Linked DNA regions of Mus musculus: region 2 is linked to region 1. A link is a loop called in an ENCODE intact Hi-C map of the cell type or tissue named here. Cell type or tissue: left cerebral cortex. All regions are shown on one strand. Links, peaks and the distances in the headings refer to the core of each region. The heading gives the core; the rest is flanking DNA.

Region 1 (5,000 bases), core at 1-5,000:
GTTTTACTAACATAACAAGTCTTGTCTGCAGGTATTGCCATCCTCATCTCTGAGGCCAGCAGGCAAATCACTTGACATCCCAGGATCAGGTACTAGTTGGCAGGGGTAGGATTTGACTTCTAAAGACACTCACATACTCCAGCCCTGGGGGCGATGTGACTTACGCCAGTGTTTCCACCTGAGGGCACTTCTGAAGGCTGGAGGCCAGTTGCTGGGCACCGGCAGCCGTGAACTTGTTGAACTGGACACTGAAGAGAGAGACCCATCCTGAGGCATGACAACTCCCACCTCAACCCTTCTCACGATGTGGGTGGGAGATCCTCTGCCTCCACAGACACCACCCAGCCCCTACACTCACTCCATCACACGCAGGGACACCATGTCCGGAAGTACTTGTGCCAGGCTCTTGGCTCCTTTGTCACAGATGCAGTTATTGTACAAGCTGCCGGCAACAGAGGAAGAAAGAGGGTTGGGGTGCTGGGCCAGTTCAGGCCAGGTGATAGCCACTCAACTGAGATTACTACTTCTATCTATCTATCTATCTATCTATCTATCTATCTATCTATCTATCTATCTATCTAAAGACAAGGTCCCATGTATCCCCATACTGGCCTGGAACTTGGTATGTAGTCAAAGATGACCTTTAACTTCTGATTCTCCTGCCTCTACCTCTTGAGTACTAGGATTACAATGCACCACATCCAGTTTATGCAGTGCTGGGGATGGAATGAATCCAGGGCCTCATACATGCTAGGCAAGCACTCTAACAACTGAGTCACATCCCCAGGCAGGCCCTACTGTCCCATTTTACAGATGGACTAATTGAGGCCCAGAATGTTGAGGCCACTACTTATTTGTAGTTCCACAGTGAGTTCAAGATACAACAGCATGGGCAGTAAGTTGTACACTGGGCTTGGTGGTTCAGGCCTGTAATTCCAGCTACTTAGGAAACTGAGGCAGAGGGATTACAAATTAGGCCAGCCTAGAATACATGAGACCCTGTCTCAAATTAGAACTTAAAAAATGTTTATTATATGTGTGCATGGATGTTTGTTTATTATATGTGTGTGTGTGTGTGGGGGGGGAGTGCTTTGCCTTCATGGATGGCTGTGCTTCATAGGTGCAGTGCCCAAGGAAGCCAGAAGAGGGCATCAGATTCCCCTGGGACTGGAGTTCACAGATGGTTGTGAGCTACCAAGTGAGTGTTAGAAATGGAATTCAAGTTCTCTGCAAGAGCAACCAGTGTTCTTAACTGTGGAGCCATCTCCACAGCCCCTCAAAAACAGAAAGTTAAGAAGGCTGGGGTTATAGCTCAGTAGTAGAATGCTTGTCCGGTATATATGAAACAGCTCTGGGCTTCATACTCAGTAACACACACACACACACACACACACACACACACACGAGGAAGGGAGAAAGAAGGGAGGGGAGAGGGGAAAAGGAGAGGGAAAGAGAGAGGGGGTAGGAAAGAGAGAAGAGAGGAAAGAAAGAAGGGGGAAAGAGGGGAAAGACTGGGGGAGGGGAGAGAAGGAAAAGGAGAGGGAGGGGAGGGGGAGAGGGAGGGGAGGGGGAGAGGGAGAGGGAGAGAGGTCTTTCTCAGCCCAAAGCATGGAAATTATAAGGGGAGGAGCTTCCCAGGTTCAAAGACGTGCCTCTTCCTATCCAGTCTACTTCCTACCCACACGGCTGCTCATTTGTAGAACTGGTAGGAGGGGGTCACTGTAGGGAGAGCAGGTAGGCTCTTGGTTTATGCTGTGGGCTATGCATCATTCAGGTCTCACAGTGTGACACAGAAACTGCTCAGGGCCAAATGAGCTACCACAGAAGGTGAGTTGGGTTGGCCACAGGAAGAAGAAAACCTGGAAACTCTGGGGACTTTGTAGTTGGAATGAATGTATTCAATATTATGAAATAGCAGTAAGCCATTTAAGTCCAGTAAGACCTACTATCATCGTCTGGTCACTGCAGGTACCGTGTGTGTGTTTGCCATATAGGTGTATATGCAGACAACACACACACACATACATACACACACATGTACACACACACATACACACACAGTATTTTTTTAAAATGTAAAAGGGAAAAGCAGGCTGAGCACAGCACTCAGTACTCTCTGCTTCCCGGCTGCAGATGCAATGGGACCGGTCGCCTTCACATTCCTGCCACATGCCCTCCCACCATCATGGGCTGCACCTCACACTGTGAACCCAAAGAACCCCTCCCTCCCTCCCTCCCTCCCTCCCTCCCTCCCTCCCTCCCTCCCTCCCTCCCTCCCTCCCTCCCTCCTTCCTTCCTTCCTTCCTTCCTTCCTTCCTTCCTCCCTTCCTTAGGTTGTCTTTGTTTGGTATCTGGTCTCAGCAACAATAGTAGTTAGTATGCCTTCCTGGCCCACAGGCACCTGCCCGTATGACCTAGACTTTCCTGACCTCCAACCCCCGACCCCCAAGACACCCATGTTAGGGAATCCTATACACTTAGCACAACCTAGTTTAGGTAACGAGTACACACATTATGAATTTTGCAGGGCACAAAGAGGACCTGCTTGGAAGGCTGTAGGAGTGGCTGCCTCAGTAGAGGTGCATAGCAGACACCTCTCCTAGACTTGGGGAAGGAAATCCTTTCCTATATGGCTAGCCAAGAGCTGCTACTGCTGAGCTGAATGGCTGGGGCTCTGGGCCAAATTCAGTTCCCTCTCAGGCCCCTTAGTACCAAAGACTTGCTGAAAGGAATTTAGAAGTTGGAGCTGCTACACCAAGGTCTTCCAGAAGGTGGCAGTGTGAGAACTAGCTGGAATAGTGGTGGACAGCCCAGAAGCCAGCACTGCAGGGCTTTCCAGTGGGCTCTTCCTTGGGTAAAGGGCAACCATCTACTACTGCTCACTAGGGATAGCGCTGGAGTATGACACATGATCCATTGACATGGTTCATATTTTACAGATGAAGAAATAGAGACTTGGAACTAGTAAGCGACTTGCCCCAAGGCTGTGGTGATGTGCCACAAAGAGCAGCAAAAGGGGGTCCTATACCCCCCTCACCCCTACCTCCCCCCAGCCCCACCCCACCCCCATCTCCCCAGCCCATTCAGTGGGGGGTACCTCACTCACCTCAGCCTTAGGAGGGACTTGGCTAGGGCTGGCAGAGCTTCTGCAAGCTTGCAGGCACCCACATCAGTGATGTTGTTTTGGGACAAGCTAAGGAGACACAGGGAGGAGAAGGTCCAGGACCTAAGTGGAAGGCTCTCCCTTCCTCACCGGCTGGAAACTCGCTGCTTCACAGGGGACTGTAGCCACACAGCCATGATAGCCAGCCCTGGGAAGGGTCATGGGTAATGAGGATGAACCTACAGAAACCACTCACCAATATGAAGGGTTTGTTACAGAGAGAGTGGGCTGGCAGGGGAGGGGAGAGGTGGGAGCAGAGAGAGAGGTCCTCTCCTCCACCTGCTGTCTAATTTGATAGTGCCTTTTCCCCTAGGGCTATCTTCCAGCTCTACATACAGTAGGTACTTAATAAATGCTCATGTGTCCGGGAATAGAAAGGAAGGAAGGGGGAGGGAGGGAGGGAGGGAGGGAGGGAGGGAGGGAGGAGCTGTGTGAGGGAGGACTGAGAGGAGGGGGCGCCATGATCAGGATGTAAAGTAAATAAACAAATTAATATTTTTTTAAAAAAGGTCAGAAGGAGAGTGGAGAAGGGAGGGAAATCTATCTTGTGGTATACCTGGACCATTGTAAATTATAGAGACATTACACATCAGGAAATGTACACATGAATCCTTGGGTATTTTCAGGCTTCTTAACCTTGTTTATAAGATGGAGTGTTGACAGATTTTTTAAAAAATGGTTTATTTGTTTTGTTGTGGGAATTGAACCTAGGGCCTTGTGTGTCCTAGATAAGTGCTTTATCATCACTATGTTCTCAGTGCTTCTATATTATTATTATTATTATTATTATTATTATTATTATTATTATTATTATATTGTGAATTAGAATTCCTAGAAAGACTCTGTGTCGCAGAGACTGATTGAAAGATTGTGGAGAGGTCGGGAGAGGCCCAAGAACAGCCAGTCCTTACCCACCTCTGTGTCAGAAGTGTGGCTGGTGGATAAAACCTCTTGGGCTCTATTAACTTAGCTGACCACTAGCTTCCACCAATCCAAAAGCTAAGACTGCCCTCAGATGACATCTTGGGCCTGTAGAAAAGCTCCCCCTACTTGGTGTACCTGCTTCTCTCGGGTTCCTACCAATATATTTTTTGTTTTGTTTTGTTTCTTGTTTTTCGAGACAGGGTTTCTCTGTGTAGCCCTGGCTGTCCTGAAACTCTGTAGGCCAGGCTGTTCTCGAACTCACAGAGATCCGCCTGCCTCTGGCTCCCAAGTGCTGGCATTAAAGACATGCACCACAACTGTCTGGCCATGCCAATGTATTTTATATGGCTATCTTTGTTCTTTAAAACTATAAAACTTCATGGAATTGCCTCCATGTTGGAACATGGAGTCTGAGATTACCTAGATCTGTGTTTCTGAGCCACGGTCACTCAAGATGGCTCCCAAATAAACTCTTAACCGCTTTAGGAGGAGAGCAATGTTTCTGCATTGACATGCTTTTACATGAGTTCTGGAGACCAAACTCTTATCTCCCGGCATGTGCAGCAAGAGCCTTTACCCTCTAAGGCATCTTATTGGCCCCTTTTACATCTTTTGTTCTGAAACAAGGTGTCATGTAGCCCAGGCTAGCCTTGAACTCAAAGATCCTCCAGCCCCAGTCTCTCCAGCGCTGGGATCACGGGTGTATCATGTCCATCTCCCACACACCCATTCTACCTTAACTTCCCAAAGCATAAAACAGCTAAAGACAACTTCCACCGCTCAGTGTTTCCACTGCTAAGCCCCAACCTATCCTGTCTCTTCCAACATCCCAGAACAGTTTTCATGCATTAAACTTTTATTACAGTGTATTTTATTTTGATACTTTTTTCTCTTTCTCTTTTTTAGTGTGTGT
Region 2 (6,503 bases), core at 572-5,571, 74 kb after region 1:
CTGTAGACCAAGCTGGTCTCGAACTCAGAAATCCGCCTGCCTCTGCCTCCTGAGTGCTGGGATTAAAGGCGTGTGCCACCACACCCGGCACTAACTTACATTTCTTAAATTCACTCCTTTAAAATGTATCGCTTACTGCTTCTGCTGTGGACACAGACACAGTATGGAAGGTGAGACATAGACTCACGTCACTGTGCTGTGGGCTCACAGGGGTTCCTCACATCCCAGTGCCTCTCTTAAGGCCATCAAATCACCGTCACCAGGGAATAGTTTGCTAAACCTCTACACTGAGAAGGGCTCTTTATAGGCACTGTGTTTAGTCCTTGCGTTCCTGGATAGGGGAATTGTGGACCCATTTTATAGATGCAGGCACTGAGGCCAGACAGATGGTGTCTCCTGCACAAGTGTCCCATCCAGGCCTGTTGACAACCAGACATTGAGCTTCAAGAGTCTCCAGAGCCCAATGGCTGCACAAGCCTGGAGACCCTTCAGGGACTGTTGGGGGTCCAAGACTCAGCTACAGGACTAGAGATAAGACCGAGCCTGGAGGTTCTGATCCCTGCCCCCATGTAGGTGGAGGAGCAGAGAACATGGAAGAAAAGGTTAGTGTTTAGTCTCTGCTCTAAGTATTCCCTATATCCCAAATACGCCTAGTATTTCCCTTATGAAAAATAATTTCCCAAATGCCTCCCTTGAGTCTCCAAAGGCCTGGAATAGACTCCTCAAACCTACCTAGCAACAGGTGACTTAGTCACAGGCAGCTCCTCGCTAAGGGCAGAGGAAACCCTGGCATCTCTTCCTTCATTTTGCTTGTCTCCTTGTGTTTGCCTCAGACTCCTGTCTCATTCTGCCCAGACATGGAAATTATAAAGGCCCATCTGTCTCCTTTCATTCCCCTCAAGACTGAAGATAAATAAGACAGTATGCTAAGTTTGCCGTCACCGGGACTCCAGAACGGCAGACTTCCCAGGCCCACCAACTGCAGGTGAAGTCAGTCCACGATGCTGAGGCTTCACCTGGAATGACCGGGTTAGTCTCCCTGTTAAGAGATTAACAGTGTCTCAGACCCAGTGGCACAAGCTGAACAGTGAGGGACAGGACCACAGCTCAGCCAGGACTGCTCACTCGGGATACCTCTGGCTCCTGACTTAGGTCTTCCTCTACCGAACCTAACACTTGTATCCGCACCCTGAAGATGAACTCAGGGTCACTGGGCCCCTTCTCCTGCTTCTCCCCACTGTGTTGATTAAATCTCTTCTGCTTTTCGCTCTCAACCATCTTGTCTGTGGGTGTATGGGGACAGGCAGCTGAACCTAGCTTATTGCTGCTGCCAGATGCTACCCTGGTTTCAGACCTGAAACCCCACCTACAGTGTGGCTGGAGCCGGCTTCAGAGCAACGATAAAACTCCCTGCACAGTTCTTGTCCTTTGTCCTCCTGTCCTTTGCCCTGTGTGGACAGCCCAGGGGAGGTGGAGAACAGGGTAACCTCACGATCATACGGTGACCTTCGTGGTAGATTTAGTGGTCAGTCGTGAGGTTTCCCATTCTGAGAATGTCAGTTAGCCCGGATGGGGCTTCCTAGGGGGTTTTCCCAGCCCCTTGCCCCAACTCAACAGACACCAGAAGCTGCTAGTCTTTCGAGTCAGAGGAAAAGCCCCTAAATGCACTACAATGGCCGCTCACCTCCACCTGGCCTCCACTGAGAACCAGGACACGCCTGGTGGCTGTGGTTCCTCGGTGTCATATCTGGGCCTGGAACCAGCAATGGGTTGGGAAGAGCCCACAACACTCTCCAGAAAGCCTGCCTTGGTGGTATTAAATCCTGATGCCCCAGGGATAATTGAGGCCTTGAACTGAGCTTTCTGCTGCCCAGGTAATGGAGCCAGCCTCCATTCCAGCAGAACCCCAGGCCCTTCCTCTACTCTGCCAGGTGGGAAGCCGAAGAGAAGGCCCTGGGTCTGACCCTGGGAGCTTTGGCAATCTGCTGTGCTGATTTTAGTGGATCATCTTATTAGTTGAGCAGCAGAGGGCTTAGAAGCTACTAGAACTGATGTTGGTTTGGAAATATATACATATACATATACATATACATATACATATACATATACATATACATATACATATACATATACATACAAACACACAGACATGTTTGTGTGGGGTGTGTGTGTCACTGGGGATTGAATCAAGAGTCTCTTGTATGCAAGACAAACACTCTAGCACTCACTAAAATCACTTGCTTGTGCATATGCCCACCCCACCCCATCCCCCTTCTACCTCATTTTTAAAATAAACTTTTTGAGATAGGATCTTGCTAATTTGCCCAGGCTGGTCTTGAACTTGTTTTGTATTTTAGGCTAGCCTGAAATTTGTGATCCTCCTGCTTCAGCCTTCCTAAGTACTGTGATTACAGGCCAACATTGCCATGTCAGTCAGAGTTTGAAAAACACTTCAAAAGGCTTGGCCCCTGAGATGGTCTTCTGTCATAGAAGGAGTCCCCTTTCCCTTCCCCCCAGACAGCATCTCTGTGTCCTAAAGAGTGGTGTGTGCAGCTGGCAGCTCTGGCACAGCTATAGGATTAAAGGTGAACCAGCCCCTTACTGCGCTCTAGCCAGGGCAGGAAGGAACTGCCCTGGAGCTTGTGGCTCGGTATCCCTGAGGGGGTCACCAGGAGTCAGGCTAACACCTGGTTGTGGGGGAGGGAGAAAGGGGAACCATGAAGCAAGACTAGCAGCTTTGGCTTCCTGTCACTCAGCTCTGTCCCAGGATGGCAGGGAGGGATATGGGGGCTAAGGGAGATTGTGTAGATAGTGGGGTGGGAATTGGGAAATGGCAGGGGTAGGCCATAGAAGAGATTCTGCGACTCTGTTCTGGGCCAGGAGAAGGCCAGCAAGGCCTTCACATGGCTACAACTACTCTTCTCTGTGTGCCCATTTCTATGTCAATACTGCTGTTCCCAAGCCACGCAACTAGATCCTGATCACAGCTGTTTGTTTATTTATTTGTTTGTTTCTATGCAGCCGGGCAATCTTCTGCTTCAGATTTCCAAGAGTCACAGGCTTGCACTACTATGCCTGGCGCAGAAGAGTTTGCTTTTTATAGAGCCAGCAAACTCTGCTTCCAACCTGAGCGCTCAGCTTCTGGATACTAACTTACATTCACGTCCTGCACCCTCCGTGTTGAACTCGGCTCTCAGTGTATCCCAGCATCCTTGGGTATCCTCTCTGGCTCCGCCCCAGTCCGCGACTGCGCACTGCACAGAGCCCCTCCCCCCATCGATCACTAGAGCTGAGCTAAGGCTGGGAGCATCCCACAGGCGGGCTCCCTGCTGGGCATCCTAAACTTTGGGCGGTGAAGGGCAGAGCTGGAACCTGTGCTATAGTGTCAAGTGGTACCCAGGGGGATGAAGCAGGTAGGGCTGCAGAGATGCTGCATTGGGAGGTAGATGCACTGGCCTTGAAGGCTAAGCCCCCGAGCAGTAAGGAGGGTGGGGAAAGCCTAGGGAACTAAGGGAATAATGCTGGGAGGAGCACAGAGACATATCCAGGGAGAGAGGGCGCTCACGCCCGAAGGCCTCCTGTGAGCTCTGGGATGGCCTGCCATCTATCTGCTCCTGCTGTTCCCCAGGGCCTAGGGGATGATACTGAGGATGTGTCCCTGGACTTCGGTAATGAAGAGGAGCTGGCCTTTAGAAAGGCCAAGATCAGGTATGTTGACTTATTTGGTCCCAAGCTGCAAATTCATTCATTCGCCAACTCATTCATTCGAAATACACGGAACAACTGCTGTGTGCATGAGTTGTACAGACCCTGCCCCCTTGGAGCCTAGAGCTTGGGGGCGGGGCAGCTGATTTATTAGGCAAAAATGTTAAGAGGGTTAGAAAGAAACTAGCACGGTGAGGTAAGAGAAGGTTCCAAGGGTTGTTCTCATGCTCTAGCACAAAGGGGCGGGGCGGGGGAAGGGGTCTTTGAGGCAGTGACTTTTAAGCTGAGACTGGATGCTGAGAAGCCGGCAGCCACAGGAGGCTCTGGAGGAAGAGAATTTGGGCTAAAGGAACAGGAAGTGCAAAGGTTCTGCATCCTTGTTGGAAGGTCAGATATGGCAGTGTAGGAGAGGAGTCAGTCTGCAGCAGGGTAGCTGCGAAAGTGCAAACCCCTGAGCCTTCAAGAAACAATCACAGCTCAGCCACGCCCACTTGTCCATCCCACTCGTCCCTAGCATACTTAGAGGCCTGGTACCTAGTGCTTTCTCTTTATGTTTTCTGGTACTGGGAATGGAACAGAGGGCCTTGTGTATGCTAGTCAAAAGTGCTACCTTTCCGCTACGGTTATTTTGTCTTCCTCTTCCATTAGATCATCCGACCCAAATACAACAGTCTCTAAGAATGAAATTAGTACGTGGTCACTGTAACAAATTGTCATAAACATGCTAGTTTCATGTAGTTCAGTTGGTGGAGTATCTGCTTAGCACGAACAGACCTCTGGGTTCCATCCTAACCACAGCATCAACGAGGCATGGTGGTGTGCACGTGCACATGCGCTCCTGTACCTCTCAATAATAAGGGCATTTGTGACAATACCGCAACCCTACTCAGCAACCTAGGGTAATTTGCACCTTTACAATGTGAGGTCTGGGCGTGTAGCTCAGTTGGTAGAGTACTTGCCCAGCATGCATGAAGCCCTGGGTTCTAATCCACTCCTAGCTCTAAATAAACTGGGCCTAGTAGCAAGCAGCTGTAACCTCAGCACGAAGGAGATGGAGGCAGGAGATTCAGAAGTCCCCGGTCACTCTCAGCTACTCAGTGAGTTTAGGACCAGCGTATTCTACATGAGCCTCTCTGTTTCTGTCAGTCTCTCTGTCATTGTCTGTCTCTTTCAGATCCGTTACTAAATGAAGATAACCTTTTTTCACATAATACAACATCCACAGCTCCCAGAGATCAGACCCTAGACACTTGAGGCTCATTCTTCATCCTTCATACTGTTGTCATTGGAATCCTAAGTGAAGGGTTTTATAGAGTATCTAAACAATTACAGGTTCACTGCCTGGTAAATATCACCTGTAACCCTGACCCTAGGCTGGTGGCTGGGACTATGTAGGATACGGGACCAGCCCCTGCCTGTGGAGTTGCCCAGGCTAGTATGTAAGGACACTGCCTGTGGAGTTGCCCAGGCGAGTATGTAAGGACACCGCTGCCATGTAAAGGTTAGGCCCTGCTTTGTTGTGGGGCTGCCCTGTATAACTCTTGATTGCTTTACTCAGCTGGCTTTCTCCTCCCTTTTGCTGTTCAGGAGCCCCTGCCTAGAGAATGATACCACTCACAATGGACTGGGTCTTCCTCCTCCCCTTGTTAACAATCAAAGCAATCCCCCTAACCTGATCTGGATAATTCCACATTAAGAGTCTTCTCAAGTGATTCTAGGTTGTATCAAGTTGACAGTTAAAATCAATGAGCCCAGATGTGTTGTTCATCAGATATAATGTGGTCACCTGTGGCTATTGAGCATTGCACTATAGCTAGAGTTATGGAATTTGGTTCTGTTTAATTTTTATGTAAAGTTAAACACCCATGTACAAGAGCTACTTTTCAGTGGAAGAATTTGGCCATAGCAGTGTTAGGGTCAAGACTGAAGGGTGAAGTTAGTGCCTTAGTCTCTTTCCTGTTGCTATGATAAGATAACTTAGAAAAGGAAGCAGCTTAAGAAAGAGAGGTTTAGTCTGGCTCACAGTTCAGCAGCCAAGTGCTTCACATCGTGGGAGTCACCATGGCAGGAGCTTGGTGTAGCTGGTCACAGTGTGTCTCTAGTCAGGAAGTATAGTGGAATGCTTGTATTCAGCTCCATTTCCCTTGTTTATAGGGTCTAGGATCACAGCCCAGGGAATGGTGCTGCCCATAGTGGGTGGCTCTCCCTACTTCCATCAGATTACTCAAAGTAACTCACACTGGGCAATGCTGAGTTCTGTGTCCCAGGTAATTCTAGATATCCTTTAGTTGACTGTTGAGATTACTCATCATAGACTGGTTTAGGGGCAGAAGAAAACAGAGGCTGGGAGGGTGGCCCAGGACACCTCGGAGGTATAATCTACCTTCACTGGATGGTGGTTAAGGTGTGGAGGATGGAGAGGGAACTGGAGAGATGGATCAGTGGGAAAGAGCACTTGCATGAGGACCTGGGCAAGCGTGAGGGTCCCCAGCACTCACATAAAAAGCTGAATGTGGCTGTGTGTGTCTATAACCCCAAAACGTTGATGCTGGACACAGAAAGATTACTGGAGGTTTCTGGCCACTAGCTTAGCCTAGGTGGGGGGCGGGGGCAGAATGAAGTGAGGTCCAGGTTCAGTGAGAGACCTTGTCTCAAGACCCTCTTCTTTCCTGTCCTCCTCCCCCCCCCACACACATGTGTGCAGCAGGGGGCAAGTAGTCAAGGATGATGCCCAGGCTTCTTGGTCTGGTGGCCCATAATTAAAGAAAAACTTGTATAGCAAAGATACTGAACGTGGA

What was found. A loop is a pair of places that touch in the nucleus more often than their neighbours do. Peaks named below come from ENCODE experiments on the same cell type or tissue, not always from the same donor. Only the 100,000 strongest peaks of a DNase experiment are listed, where the experiment ranks them.
Region 2: a loop joins it to region 1, with 2.6 times the contacts of the local background. A loop is called at or near these places in 1 of 42 quality-filtered maps.

The regions. Positions count from the first base shown.
Region 1 is chr16:10,519,161-10,524,160 of GRCm38, reverse strand. Ciita (class II transactivator) reads right to left here. Exons shown (of 19, transcript NM_001302618.1): 15 at 3,107-3,193; 16 at 359-442; 17 at 165-248. Among named protein-coding and RNA genes, the nearest start is that of Dexi, 21 kb to the left of the region's middle. In left cerebral cortex, for the core only: CTCF peaks have their summits at 1,136 (motif pointing right) and 2,765 (motif pointing right); DNase peaks (open chromatin) are centred at 1,146 and 2,767.
Region 2 is chr16:10,444,135-10,450,637 of GRCm38, reverse strand. It overlaps Tvp23a (trans-golgi network vesicle protein 23A), which reads left to right and starts at 3,276. Exons shown (of 7, transcript NM_001013778.2): 1 at 3,276-3,708. The coding sequence starts at 3,593. In left cerebral cortex, for the core only: a CTCF peak has its summit at 3,247; DNase peaks (open chromatin) are centred at 890, 3,238 and 3,765; H3K4me3 peaks cover 1,747 bases; H3K27ac peaks cover 1,026 bases.